2 separate regions of the Homo sapiens genome follow, and region 1 is linked to region 2. The links are chromatin loops, found by intact Hi-C in ENCODE. Cell type or tissue: IMR-90. All regions are shown on one strand.

Region 1 (8,000 bases), 82 kb before region 2:
AATACTATAAATTTTTTAAAAGGTGATCCTATGTTAACTTTCTCCCCAACAGTGGCAGAAAATTCTTGTCTAAGAATTCTACCATAATAACAAAATTAATAAACTAAAAAAATGTATAAACAGGAAGTCCCTAAAATATTCCCGATTACCTAGTATTGCCACCCCAAAATATGCTTTTGTTTGTCTGTTACAATGATATAGGAAAAATAAAGAGTACAATTTTAGTTATTTTTATGGAGATTGGGCTTGCTTAGAAAATTCCAAGAAAATCCTGAGGGAGTCACAGAGCTTTAAAACTCCTTGGCTGTCAGTAGGACGGGCTCCTTTGGTTCCTAGACCCCCACACAGCCTTGTTACCTTCTCAGTTCCTTTTTTATATACATTTATACCAGTAGATTCTTTTTGAATGAAAAAGTGCTGTAAGAAGCCTAGTCTAAGAAAAACTTTGGTAACTGAAAAGGAGGGCACTCAGGAGAAGACAGACACGATACATATGAATTAGAAAGAGTCACAGTATAGGTAAGTTTAAAAATCAGCAATAAAAATAGTAGCAATTACATGTGAACAACAAAAGCAAAGTGAAAATAAAAACACTTACATCCTGTGAATATCTTCTTGTCCCTGTGTCTGTGACTCAGTATATATGTCAACTCTAGATTGTGTAAAGAGGTCAAAGATTTGCCAAAGATGGTAGCAGTAACAGACAGGGGTTGCCAAACTTTAGCTCTAGAGCCAAATCTAGGCCACTGCCTATTATTGTATCACCAACAAGCTAAACATTGGTTTTAAATTTTTCAGTGGTTACCTTTTAAATGGCTACACAAGCATCTATATAACATAATATTCTCAATTGGCCTGCAATGCCTAAAATATTTACTATAGGATCCTTTACAGAAAAAGTTTGCCAACACCTGATCTATGTGCTTAGCCATGTCTTTTTGACTAAAATTAAGGACAGGAAAAATAAATGTAACCTCAATTTTGAGGAGCTTGTCAAATTCCAAAGTAGAGTTGACATCAATAAGATGTTAAGAATAATTCCCCAAAATTGGGAAGAGGGGTGGAAAGGTCACCCAGATTGAATTGGAACCACTGCTTAGCCATTAGCAAACAAATCTTAAGAATTATACCATATGGTATTCTGTGAGGCATTAGTGTTATCTGTTTTCAAAAAAGTTAGGGAAATAACAAACTGTCAGTTTTTATGTGTATATGTATGTTCATTTTGTTTCACTGCAGAACTTCTCAGAGTCTTTAGAAATATCACCAGGACAGGGATACAGTATGCAACAATCCCCAAATATATTCTACTTTACTTCTGTGTACCTATTAATATTTTGAAGAAAGTATTAAATACAATACAGTTGGGAAAATATTTATCGAATATCAAAATAAATTATTGGTGGATAAACAAGTTACATGTTAACACACCATGAAATCTAGAAGAAAGTAAATGTAACTACCAAGGCCAGGGGCAGTGACTCACAACTACAATCACAGCACTCTGGGACCCGGAGAAGGGAGGATTGCTTCTCGGGCCAGGAGTTCAGGAGAAGGCTAGGAGTTCAAGACCAGCCTGGTGGCACCCTGTCTCTACATAAAAATGAAAAAATTAGCCAGGTGCGGTGATATGTGCCTGTAGGCCTAGCTACTTGGGAGGCTGAGGCAGGAGGATCACTTCAGCTGAGGAGTTCCAGGCTACAGTGAGCTATGATCATACTCCAGGCTAGACAACAGAGCAAGACCCTGTCTCATAAAAATTTTTAAAACGTAACCATCAAGGCCAGGCGCAGTGGCTCACGCCTGTAATCCCAGTACTTTGGGAGGCCAAGGCGGGTGGATCACCTGAGGTCAGGAGTTCGAGACCAACCTGGCCAACATGGTGAAACTGCGTCTCTACTAAAAATACAAAATTAGCCGGGCGTGGTGACAGGTGCCTGTATGCCCAGCTACACGGGAGGGTGAGGCAGGAGAATCGCTTGAACCCAGGAAGCAGAGGTTGCAGTGAGCTGAGATTGCGCCATTGCACCCCAGCCTGGGCAAAAAGAGCGAAACTCCATCTCAAAAAAAAAAAAAGTAACTATCAAATATCTTGTGGAGGTGTGCTATCTAGGGCAAAGAAAAATGGAATAAATTTTATAAAATAAAATTTTCACTTAGAAAAAGATTCACTGAAGTGTAACCAGGAAAAATTAAATTATGTCAAAGACCAACAAAAATAGAGAAAGCTTGCATGGTAAATATAATAAATGGTTGCATAAATACTATACACAAAATATATAGGGCAATGGACATGAAGAGGTTACTAAGAGAAAAGGTAACAAGTAACTTTCTTGTGTGCATCCACTATTGATCTACTTCAGCTGTTTATTCTTCAGAAACCAAAAGGAAATTCAAGCTTGGGTTATGTCACAGCCCAGCTCTTAGAATAAAGAGCAAAATTCTTAACCGGGCCTACAAGAAGCAGATGTGCAGCCTCACTTCTTCCCTCTCCAACTCACTGTGCTCCCGGCCACCCTCTTCTTTCAGTTCAGAGATGTGCACTGCAGCCCTTGCATGGACATGCTGGTCGGGCTTCTAGGTTCTTTCTCTTTGCCCTCTCACTCACTCTCTTTCCTTAGATCACTCTCACAACGCTTCAGTTCTCAAATCAGACTTTCCTTTCTCAGAAAAGCCTTCCCTGATTGCAATTTAGATTTAGAGTGAGACTCTGGGTTTAGATCAGATCCTCCTTTATGCACTCGTATCTCCCTTGCTTTCCTTCCACAGCATTTGCCTCAGTTTTTAGCTTGGCATTTGTGGGACAATTCATTAAAGTCTAATCCTCTCTCTACCTAATAAACTGTTAAGCTCCATAAGGCCAGGGATCTTGACTGTTTTGTTTTTCCTTGTATCTCCAGCACCTAGAAGGATATTGCAATTTTCTAAAAACAAAGCAACAGGGAGAACAACAAAAATACATTTAATAAATGCCAAAAAATAATGTTTGTCTTTGAGGGCCATGAGATTATAGGTAATATTTTCCTTTTCCTACTTTTCTGCATTTTATATATAGTACACGTGGTAATAAAAACAAAGTTACTGATAGACCTACATTTAAATAAGTAAATGTAAGTGAAAATCAGAATTTTTAAAAAGGGGAGGTGAAACTTAACCTTACGAAGAATTAATTCAAATAGCAAACTTCTCATATATTTATCAACATGGAAAATATTCATAATACACAGCTAACTGAAAAAAAGCATACCATAATATAGTGTACCTTGTATAAAGTCATTTCTGTATAACTCGGGAAAATGCTAGAATTTCATACAACACAGTTTTAACAGTGATTATTTCTGGATAGTAGAATTGGGGTGCTTTTTGCCTTTGTGTTTTCCTACATTTTAAAATATTTTTTGTATTGTATATTTGTCAGGGAAAAAATGCTAATCTTTTTGAACAGCTATCTCCTCTTGTGCTTTTACAATACAGTTCAATTTGCAACACATTTTCAGGAACACATCAATTTTTTCAAGTAAGGGATGCCTTATGTTAAACTAGCCATTTCCTACTGTGTCACATCAATTACTTTCTATGGTTTGTTTTATTAAAGAACACCTGAGCAAGGGTACCTCACATAAACTGGAATTATTATATCAATGTTTTTAAAAAGCTTTTTAGCACTGATAATATATTATATTTTAAATAAATTGTGCTATCCCCTTCATCAATATTAATTTTCTAATACTGCAGAACTAAATGTTACTGTCATCATGTGTTATCACTTACTCTTATATCTTAAAATTTTCCCATAAAATGATTCATAATCTAAACTAAGAGGAGAAAAACAGTTTTGAAAAATGTTCTACAGAACATTATTTTTCACTTATTCCAAATAGCACAACAAGAAGGTTTGCAGGAAATGGAATGAAACCATGGTAACCAACTGAACCTATCATGAGCTATCAGATCAAAAGAACACACAGTACATTACACGTCAACGCCTACTAGCAGCATAATCCTTCCCCAGTTCCTTTTGATCCTTCTTCTTTAACATGAAAAATGCTTTCAACCAATTTTCATATTTTAAAACTGCAAAAGCCCCTTTATCAGTATCTACTATGATTCTCTGGCTTTACTCAGGAACTCTTTGGCCAAGCTCACTTTATAAGTCAACCTAATGTTTTGAGATTCAATTAGGAATTGTTGGGTGTTTTCAATCATTAGCAAAATTACATTTTTTACTTCAGTGCATTTTATCATTTTCTAAGATAGCAGCAATAGTTTCTTCACACAAAATCTTCAGAACTGTAAAGATTGTATTACCCTCTCACAGAAATCCCTTGCTTAATAGAATTTTATCAGTATTCTAAACTCAAAGCCACAATAAATTAAATAACAACTACATTTACAGAACACAGATGAGTCCTTTTTGACTATCTCGTTGTCCATTCTATCACTGATCATCAACCTCCTCATAGGCACTGAAGCTAAACTCACAGAATCTGGCTCAACATGATCTTAAACTACCAATTAGCTAAAACTAAATACACAAGGTAATGATGGCTTTTGTCAGGCATTAGCTGTTTATTGCACAACTATATAGTCAGGCAGACAATAGGGCAAACCTCTGCAAAGACTAGAGATCATCTTTGCTGTTACAGTTAGCCACTCCTTAATGATTTTCATTTAAAATAAAACACAATATGCACATATGCCATAAAAACAGAAGTATATTTTATGCATGACCAGTTTCTGGAAGGATAGAAAGTAATTGTGAATGGTGTTATCTCTAGGGAGTGGAACTAGAAGTATGTCACGGTGGGAAAGTACTATAATTTATCATTCTAAACACTTTTATTTCAAAATTTTTTAACCATATCTATGTGCTGCTTTTATAACAGAAATATAATAAATTACACAGATGCAAATACGCTTATTTTTATAAAGAATTATTGCTGTTTTACTTTGATAAGTTATACAAGGTTACTATAAAATTATTTTTATAAGTACAAATAATTACCAAGTGATCGTATAATGGGATTTTTGTTTAAATTATTAAACTTCAAATGCACTTAATTTGGCTTTTTTCTTTTGAGACTACGGGGGTGGAAAGTTAACCCTTGAGAATAAGTTGGAATAAACCTTATCTTTAAAGGCTTTAAACAAAGGTATATCTGTTTATAAAAATAGTAATGTGTTGATAACTTTAAAATCTTAATTACTAAAATGGCATTGATTTAAAAACTAAGAGTAGGCTGGGCACGGTGGCTCATGCCTGTAATCCCGGCACTTTTGGAGGCTGAGGCAGGTGGATCACCTGTGGTTGGGAGTTCGAGACCAGCCTGACCAACATGGAGAAACCCCGTCTCTACTAAAAAATACAAAATTAGCTGGGCATGGTGGTGCATGCCTGTAGTCCCAGCTACTCGGGAGGCTGAGGCAGGAGAATCGCTTGAACCCGGGAGGTGGAGGTTGTGGCACGAGATTGTGCCATTGCACTCCAGCCTGAGCAACAAGAGCAAAACTCCGTCTCAAAAAATAAATAAATAAATAATAAAAAATAAATTAAAAAAATAAAAACTAAGAGTTTACTCCTGTGTCATACCTCTTGTCAACTTAGATAAAGTGCTGCATGTTTTATGACTGTTTTTGAATTTTTTGTTTGTTTGTTTGTTTGTTTGAGATGGAGTTTCACTCATTGCCCAGGCTTGAGTGCAATGGTGCGATCTCGGCTCACCACAACCTCCACCTCCCAGGTTCAAGTGATTCTCCTGCCTCAGCCTCCCAAGTAGCTGGGATTACAGGCATGCACCACCACACCTGGCTAATTTTGTACTTTTAGTAGAGACGGGGTTTCTCCATGTCAGTCGGGCTGGTCTCAAACTCCCAACCTCAGGTGATCTGCCCACCTTGGCCTCCTAAAGTGCTGCGATTACAGGCATGAGCCACCGTGCCCAGCCAGATATTGTTTTTAAACAAGTTATATTTCTCAGTTTTATTGCTGTTTGTTCTTGAGCAAGTTAAGCCTTGGTTTTCTCTTCTGTAAAATGGGGGAAAAATAGTATCTACCACATGGTCTTATTTTATAGATAAAACTTAATTTTCCAACCTGTTGCCAAGAACAGAGGTTACGGGTTACAAGACAGCAAACCTGCCCAGCCCTTTCAGAGGCCAAAGAGTGTCTGATACATTGAAGTCCTTGAGCCAGTCACACTGGGCCATGATCAATCTCATGCATTTACCTTAACGTACCACACATTATCACCTTGTATGGGTGCCAGAAAAAGTTTGGGTTATCTAAAAGATAATTCACATATTTACCATAATGCCTGGAAGAGTAAAGATTTGGAAATGTTAGCTAATATTATATTTATAAAACTGTTAAGTCCATTAAAAAAAATTTGGTGACTCCAAATCATTCACAGAAAAGGAATCACATTATCAACATAGGCTAGGACTGTATCTAGTTACTAAAAAACAGATCTTAAAGAGAATCTAGCATGTCTTCCACTGTACCTTAAAGCAGATACACACCTGAGATTCTAGTTCTTCTTTGCAAAGTAGATAACTAGAGAGACAGTCATCCTCTTTATGTACAAGTTTCTATTAGCCCCAAAATGTACTTGAAACTCAACTCTACCCTTAAATGAAATAATAAAATTTGCTTTATACAATGCCTTAAAAATACAAAAGCCAAAAATATCTTGAAATCAGCTTTTTGGCTTTCTCTACCTTCTACTTTAAATCCACTGTTATGTATGCATACTTTTGAGAGAGAATTGAAGTTTGAATAGACAGAATACTAGTGAATAAAAACCATGCTGAGGATAAAAAAAAATTTTTTTTTTTTTCTCTGAGACGGAGTCTCGCTCTGTTGCCCAGGCTGGAGTGCAGTGGCGAAATCTAGGCTCACTGCAAACTCCACCTCCCGGGTTCATGCCATTCTCCTGCCTCAGCCTCCTGAGAAGCTGGGACTACAGCTACCATGCCCGGCTAATTTTTGTATTTTTTTAGTAGAGACAGGGTTTCACCGTGTTAGCCAGGATGGTCTCGATCTCCTGACCTCGTGATCTACCCGCTTCGGCCTCCCAAAGTGCTGGGATTACAGGTGTGAGCCACCGCGCCCAGCCAGATAAAAATGTTTTTAAATGAAATACCATTCAAGAGTAAGGTGCAAATCAATCTTTAATGAGATAGCACTTCACATATACTAGGATGTCTATATTCAAAGAGATATAACAAGTGTTGAAAAGGATGTGAAGAAACTGGAAACTTCATACACTGCTGGTGGGACTATAATGATATAACCACTTTGGAAAACCATTCCATGATTCCTCAAAAGGTTACTTTTGAGTTACAATACGACCCAGCAACTTCACTCCTAGGTATATACCCAAAAGAAATAAAAACATATGTTTATACAAAAACTTGCACACAATTTTATTCATAATAACATTATTTACAGCAGTATTATTCATAATAGCCAAAAAGTAGAAACAACTCAAATGTCCATCAACTACTGGAATATTTTTCTAATATTATTCATTAGTAAAAAGGAACAAAGTACTTATACATGCCACAACATGGATAAACCTTGAAAACATTATGCTAAGGGAAAAATGTCAGTCACGAACATATATAATGTCATTTATATGAAATGTCTAGGTTGTTTACATCAATAGAGACAAAAGTAGATTAGTGGTTGCCTAGGGCTGGGAGAGCTGAGAAACAGAAAGTGAGGGCAAATAGATGTAGAGGTTCTTTTCAGGGGCATTAAATGTTCTAAAATTGATTATGTCATAATTTTGTGAATGTACCAAAAACCACTGAACTGTACACTTGAAACAGGTGAATTGCTATGCTATATAACTGAAGAAACAGTTTTAAAAAAGTAAGATATGAGAACATGCAAAAGCCATGCTTGCAAACAGAGTAAGAAAAAAAAGATGCAATTTTATAATACATAGAAACAGTGCTTGGTTGCCTTCAGTAGATGTTTCATAACACTGTTTGAA
Region 2 (8,000 bases):
AAAATGCTTGCCAATAAACAAAGAGATGTGAGATCAGCTAAAAAAAAATTCATGGGTGTGGGCTATAAGCAGGTAAAATTATTGTCAAGTTGTCAGCATTAAGGCCACTGAGCACCCCAGAAGCTACTGTATCATCACAGAACCATTATCTTTTGTTACTGAAAACATTCCTTTAACAAATTTTTGAGACAGTAAAAGATGCTAACTTTTGAGTAAGCAACTCTATTTTTCATATGACAAAGCAATTTAACTTCTCAGCAGATGAAACATCTATTGCATTCCTACTAAAGATGAAAACACCGTCTGAGCTATTCAGCATCCCTCATGACGAATGCCTGAACATGTATCACAAAGCAATAAAATAAATTCTTCTAATTTCTGTTAACAGACTTATACATGTCTGAATACTTAATTCAATGAAGTTTTCCATAAGTAACAGTTCATCAGCATTTTGCCCATTAACTTAGGAAGCAATTGTAAATATTTTTTTCCTGATGATATGAAATACTCTATTAAAAGTAGACAAACTGTGAAGTACAGTATCAAATACACACGAATTTTTTTTTTATTATTATACTTTAAGTTTTAGGGTACATGTGCACAACGTGCAGGTTTGTTACATATGTATACATGTGCCATGTTGGTGTGCTGCACCCATTAACTCGTCATTAAACATTAGGTATATCTCCTAATGCTATCCCTCCCTGCTCCCCCCACCCCACGACAGGCCCCGGTGTGTGATGTTCCCCTTCCTGTGTCCATGTGTTCTCATTGTTCAATTCCCACCTATGAGTGAGAACACGCGGTGTTTGGTTTTTTTGTCCTTGCGATAGTTTGCTGAGAATGATGGTTTCTAGCTTCACCCATGTCCCTACAAAGGACATGAACTCATCATTTTTTATGACTGCATAGTATTCCATGGTGTATATGTGCCACATTTTCTTAATCCAGTCTATCATTGTTGGGCATTTGGGTTGGTTCCAGGTCTTTGCTATTGTGAATAGTGCCACAATAAACATACATGTGCATGTGTCTTTATAGCAGCATGATTTATAATCCTTTGGGTATATACCCAGTAACAGGATGGCTGGGTCAAATGGTATTTCTAGTTCTAGATCCCTGAGGAATTGCCACACTGACTTCCACAGTGGTTGAACTAGTTTACAGTCCCACCAACAGTGTAAAAGTGTTCCTATTTCTCCACATCCTCTCCAGCGCCTGTTGTTTCCTGACTTTTTAATGATCGCCATTCTAACTGGTGTGAGATGGTATCTCATAGTGGTTTTGATTTGCATTTCTCTGATGGCCAGCAAATTCACACTAATTTTTAACATAAAACATTTAATTTAGAGAAATTCCAGAGTTCTGGCTATATCACTTTGTGACCCAGAAATGTCCCCCAGTAATCCTTAACCCCACCCATTCACTCTCTTCCTCCTTTGCTGGCGAGTATCAAAACAAGTGTAAGGTTAGGATGCTGTGGGTCACTTTTTCTGTAAGCAAGAGCACACACATACCTTTAGCTGCTATTGATATATTTCAGCAGTTTAAAATAAACAGTTATATATCAAGAAATATTGTGTTCTTTTTTTAATTTAAAATTTAAAACATATTTTAAAATACAGTTTTCCCTCACATGTACAGCCTCCTCCCTTTCCCCCACCAATGAGATTCAGAAGCATTTTACTTGGCTAAACTGGATTCTAATGAAGACTCTAGTATTACAAAAACATTTTATAACCACTACCAAAGAGAAAAAAGAAGACATTAAAAAAACACAAGGGCAAAACTAACTTATAGTGTTAGATGTCAGGATAGTGATAAACTCTGGGGAGGCAGAAGAGGGCAGTGACTAAGAGAGGTTTTGAGGGGGACTATGCTAGTAATGTTATATCTTTTGACTTGAGTAGTACTTACATAGATGTGATCAGTTTGAAATTAATCATGGAGCTTATGATTGCTGTATTTTACTTTTTTAGTTCTTTTTATGTTTTACTTAAATACACTTATGCATTGTATATTTTATATGTGTTACACTTTTGTTTTAAAAAAAGTTGTAATCTTTTAGGAATAAATGAGCATGACTCCTTACAGTTCCACTGTTCTTAGGTTAACATCAGTAGTTTTACTAGACTAAGTGTGAGGGGGATGTGATAATTATCTTAAAAAGTGCTTGCCATGGGCCAAAAAAACCCAGGGAGGTCCCACATACATGAAAACAGGGATCAGAAAAGAAATGAGCAAAATGTATCTGAGCATAGAATCAAACTTCAGAACTCATACATTCATTAAAAAAAAATAAGCTAGACGGCCGGGCACGGTGGCTCATGCTTGTAATCCCAGCACTTTGGGAGGCCGAGGCGGGTGGATCATAAGGTCAGGAGTTTGAGACCAGCCTGGCCAATATGGTGAAACCCCGTCTCTATGAAAAATACAAAAATTAGCTGGGCTTGGTGGCATGCGCCTGTAGTCCCAGCTGCTCGGGAGGCTGAAGCAGGAGAATTAGTTGAACCCAGGAGGCTGAGGTTGCAGTGAGCTGAGGTGGTGCCACTGCACTCCAGCCTGGGCAACAGAGCAAGACTCCGTCTTAAAAATAAATAAATAAATAAATAAATAAGCTAGCCAATCAGTCAGCCAACTGAAAAGACAAATCCTTTCATTGACAACTGCATACATGTCTACATTTTCACAAGAGATGATGGGAAAGACTCAGAAAGAACAAAAGTCAGTTTGAGCTATTTAATTTTCACTTGGTCTCAAATGTGGACTATAAATCTAAACAGAGAAAAAAAGGGAGCATCTACTGCTCCACGCAAGTTTTTTTTTTTTTCATTTTCAGAAATTTCTTAGAATTTAATTCTGGAAAAAAATAACTAGAAATAGGCACGTTTGAAAGCTCAATCTTCATTTTATCCATGGGGAAAATAAACACTTTTAAAATAAGATCTTTCAAAGATGTCAGTGGATGAATCTGCTCTGTGTGCTATGTGTATATCCCTTACATCTGCTCCTACATATAATACTCTCTGATCCATGTTTCTCAAGAAGTTCCTTAGTTCTAAAATTAATTTACCTTAAATTAACGTTTCTATAAATTCAATGAAAATTACAGAATGTGTTTTATAAGCTTTTTTTTTTTTTTTTTTTTTTAGATGGAGTCTCGCTCTGTCACCAGGCTAGAGTGCAGTGGCGCGATCCTGGCTCATTGCAACCTCTGCCTCTCCGGTTGAAGCGATTCTCCTGCCTCAGCCTCCCAAGTAGCTGGGACTACAGGTGTGTACCACCACACCCAGCTAATTTTTGTATTTTTAGTAGAGATGGGGTTTCACCATATTGGCCAGGATGGTCTCGATCCCTTGACCTTGTGATCTGCCTGCCTTGGCCTCCCAAAGTCCTGGGATTACAGGCGTGAGCCACTGTGCCTGGCTGTGTTTTATTAGCTTCTAAAAAGAGATCTTGTGCAAAATAGTATCACATAAATGATGGTAACCTGAAACTGAACACTAAACCCTTGACAGAAGAAAGGGCAAGCTAACAAAGGAATAGTTTTCAACGTGCAGCCTCCTCACAGAACATATTCATTATGCAAGCTTAGCAGCCAGTACATACAAAATCGTTTTTAAAAAGAAACCTGTATTGATTCTTTCTTCATATGTAATAGATTCTTTCTTCAACAAACCTTCACAAGAATGAAGAAAAAAAATGAGTGCTTTCACAACTCTCTAAAATACATGGTTATAAGCTTATATTTAGATTTTTGCAAGTCTTAGGTTTCAAGAGAAAGTTCCTTGGGCTTTTCTTATTCTATGATATGTCTTTGATACTATTTGCTTGATGATTTTTATGATGAGGCTGAGAAAAATCAGAATGCTATAGACCTAAACCTAATTTGCTCTAGATTTTAGTTGATACACTTTAATGTTTTAGTCTTCTATGAACATGTAGCTCTTTCCATTGAAATTATTGACAAGATTTCAGAAAGCAATAAACAATATAAAACTTCCCTACCAACCTCAACATAATTTCAACATCATTCCCTTCCCTAATGACAATGTTAATGTAAACAGTAAACATCTAAAGCAGTATTAATTGTCAAATATACAAGAGTAAAAAAGAAGCCTAATTTAATTAACACTGTGATTGGGTAGATTCCTGTCGTCCTTCATTACCATTCCACTTATTAAATTTCATTCATAATTAAAAATTACATAATATATTCCAACTACATCATCTTGTTTTTAAATAAAAAATAACAGTTACTTTAGAGCAATTACTAATACCCATTGTTCTAATAAATGTCCATATTTTAAGATGTCTAGAAATGAGACATATAGACTACAAGCCTCATAAATCATATTATTACTTTAAAAGTAAAGGCAAACATAGTGAATGCAGGCAGCCCTTTGTATTCTACAGATCCCAGTGTGTTTTACGGATCTTCAACAAAGGATTTTGGCTCCTATACCGGAAATGAACACTGTTTAAAATGTTAAATTGAAGCTCATCAATTTCAAGGAGTCTTGACTAAAGCTTCTAGAAATCTAAACTTTAGCATTTTAAGGGCATAAATATTTAGATGTTCCTTCTTAAATTTTGCTGCATTTCCATAAGTTAAGGAAAAACAGAGGAAACAAGTTGGCAAGTGCCATCTTGTGGACTCTCTGGAAAATGTTTTCACTCTATTCATCAGTATAATTCCAAAAGCAAATCATTATAAATGTTCAATACAATATTCCCAATAATCAAACTGTTACTTTAATTTAAATTAAAAGGTTAATTTTCCAGGGTCCAAACATCCATAACTATAATAAACTGCAATTGTGGATTTGAGATTAGATTATTCTAAATCATGTGAAATATTTATAGCCAAACCGTCACACTGGATCCCTATATTATCTTCAGGAGTTATGCCACAGAGATATATTATGTAATGAAGCTTGAGAATCTGATATACCAAAGAAATTTAAAAAGCACCTACTCAGCAGAGAAGTTAGAATTACTCTCCTAATTTTATAATATAGCGAACACAGCTATAGAATACACCTTGCAAAAGAAAAGGGGGCCCTTTGTTTTTCATAAAATATAAACCAAAAAAGTTACCAAGAATTCTAAAATATAGTGGAACTAATGAATAGACACATCCATAGATCCACCATATGTGTATGCCTAATAACCAAAAGTTTACAGATTAAGAGTTAAGATACATAGTATGTAAAGACGAAAACAAACACAAGACTAATACGAAAGAAAACACCCCAGAGTCACAATGTCCATGATTCTCTTTAGACTTTAGAAATACAGCCGACCCTTAAACAACATGGGTTTGAACCACGTGGTTCTACTTATAAACAGATTTTCTTGTGCTTCTGTTACCCTTAAGACAGTAAGACCAACCAACCCCTCCTCTTCTTCAGTCTACTCAACATGAAGACAACAAAGATGAAGACATTTACAACGATCCACATATTTTCAATAAATATCTTTTCCTTATGATTTTTTGTTTGTTTGCTTGTTTTGAGACGGAGTCTCACTCTGTTGCCCAGGCTGGAGTGCAATGGCGCGATCTGGGCTCAGTGCAACCTCTGCCTCCTGGGTTCAAGCGATCCTCCTGCCTCAGCCTCCCGAGTAGCTGGGACTACAGGCGCCCACCACCACGCCCAGCTAATTTTTTGTATTTTTAGTAGAGACAGGGTTTCACTGTGTTAGCCAGGATGGCCTCCATCTCCTGACCTCATGGTCTGCCTGCCTTGGCCTCCCAAAGTGCTGGGATTACAGGCATGAGCCACCACGCCCAGCCGATTTTATTATTTTGTTAATAACATTTTTTCTCCAGCTTACTTTATTGTAAGAATACAGTATACAATACATATAACACAAAATATGCGTTAATCAATTGTTTATGTTATTGGTAAGGTTTCCAGTAACCAGTGGGTTATTAGTAAAGTTTTGGGGAAGTCAAATACGTGGATTTTTGACAGACTAGGCGGGGCAGGGGGCAGGGGATATCTGCCCTCCTAAGCATCATGTTCAAGGGTCAACTCTAGTATGGTTTTATTATTTCACATAGCAAGAAAGAGGAAATATTAACATTCTAGATTTACATGGCACTGCCATATACATAGAAACTCAAATTATATTACGGCCTCTTGGTCATAATACTCTTTTTTCTTTTTTTTTTTTTTTATTTGAGACAGAGTATAGCTCTGTCACCCAGGCTGGAGTACAGTGGCGCAATCTCGGCTCACTGCAACCTCCACCTCCCAGGTTCAAGTGATTCTCCTGCCTCAGCCTCCCGAGTAGCTGGGATAACAAGCGCCTACCACCACTAATTTTTGTATTTTTGTATTAGCCCGCCACCAGCTAATTTTTGTATTTGTAGTACAGATGGGGTTTCACTGTATTGGCCAGGATGATCTCGAACTCCTGATCTCATGATCCACCTGCCTCGGCTTCCTAAAGTGCTGGGATTATAAGCATGAGCCACCGTGCTTGGCAGGTTATAATATTCTTTTACAGAGGTAAGTAAGGAGAAACTGCTTTTATTTCACTTTTTAGGTTGAAGGGAGACAGATTTTAATAACTGTTGAGACTACATATTTAGATGATGGCAATTTTATATAGATGTGTTGTCTTCTTAGACCTGGTTATTGACAGTCAGTTTTACCTTATCCAGGATGAGGGAGAGGGAGATGTGAGTTTTAACTATGGTGAGGATGGTCTAAACTGAGAAAGACCAAAAAAAACCCTCCAAAATTTTCACATGCTAAAGAACACTAACATGCTAGTACATAATGAGACTTTCCAAGTATGAGTAAAATTGGGCCATAAAAAGTGACAACAGCCAGGCGCGGTGGCTCACGCCTGTAATCCCAGCACTTTGGGAGCCAAGGCGGGCGGATCACGAGGTCAGGAGATCGAGACCATCCTGGCTAACACGGTGAAACCCCGTCTCTACTAAAAATACAAAAATTAGCCGGGCATGGTGGTGCGCGCCTGTAGTCCCAGCTACACGGGAGGCTGAGGCAGGAGAATGGCGTGAACCCGGGAGGCGGAGCTTGCAGTGAGTCGAGATCGCGCCACTGCACTCCAGCCTGGGCAACAGAGTGAAACTCCGTCTCAAAAAAAAAAAAAAAAAGACCAAATACTTGGGGAAAAATAGGTGAACATTTTGGCCAAGTCTAAGTTGGCGTAAGATTTGATGGCATTTTTAATTGTCTACAACTTCCCAACTCTGTTTCAATAAAATTAGCACAGAGTGTACCGTTTTGCAAATATTGCTAATATTTTTTTCTTAGTGCTTTATTAGTGATTACTTATAACAATATATTTAGTTGCCTTGAGACAATATGACAGATAATATTCTATGGCAGCTTTCTCAGCAGCTATGAATCTTCTTATAATATGGCAGTGGAAAATAAAATGAGCCTATAAAACTCATCACTGGTTTGAGCTCTTTAGAAAACAGACAGCATGTAAAGTGTTAATAAATACAGTATGAAATATACCAGTTCATCTCAGCTTAATATCTCAGCATTAACAATAAATTATTTTTATAATTTGAAAGAAGGTGTATATTGCTGTAATTTAGGGAAACAGATTTGAAAGAACACAAGGGTTTAAAGTATTAGACTTTATTTCAGTTCACATTACCATTTCTGTCTGCATTCAAATCGTAAGTCAGAAAAAGTACTGTTCAATGGTATTTATTATTAAAAGCTGCTGCATTTTTTCAAAAATAGTAGTGAAATTAATCTATTATAAAGTCTTCATCTCTCAATCTGCTAAAAGTCCTATGAACTATGTAGTTTAACTGTATTACCATAAACCTGTTTAAATTTTAAAATAAAAGATAAACAAGGCCAGGCATGGTGGCTCACACCTGTAATCCCAGCATTTAGGGAGGCTGAGGTGGGCAGATCACAAGGTCAGGAGTTCGAGACCAGCCTGGCCAACATGGTGAAACCCCGTCTCCACTAAAAATACAAAAATTAGCCAGGTGT

Evidence for each region. Peaks named below come from ENCODE experiments on the same cell type or tissue, not always from the same donor. Only the 100,000 strongest peaks of a DNase experiment are listed, where the experiment ranks them.
Region 1: it touches region 2 in a loop (2.1-fold over the local background); 2 of 110 quality-filtered maps call a loop at or near these places.

What each region holds. Positions count from the first base shown.
Region 1 is chr2:174,898,743-174,906,742 of GRCh38, forward strand. The region is part of intron 5 of CHN1 (chimerin 1); the gene reads right to left. Among named protein-coding and RNA genes, the nearest start is that of CHN1, 100 kb to the right of the region's middle. In IMR-90, no CTCF peak of the experiment used is centred here; no DNase peak of the experiment used is centred here; H3K4me3 peaks cover 244 bases; H3K27ac peaks cover 197 bases.
Region 2 is chr2:174,981,239-174,989,238 of GRCh38, forward strand. All of the region lies in intron 1 of CHN1 (chimerin 1), which reads right to left. Among named protein-coding and RNA genes, the nearest start is that of CHN1, 20 kb to the right of the region's middle. In IMR-90, a CTCF peak has its summit at 4,642 (motif pointing left); a DNase peak (open chromatin) is centred at 4,613; H3K27ac peaks cover 644 bases.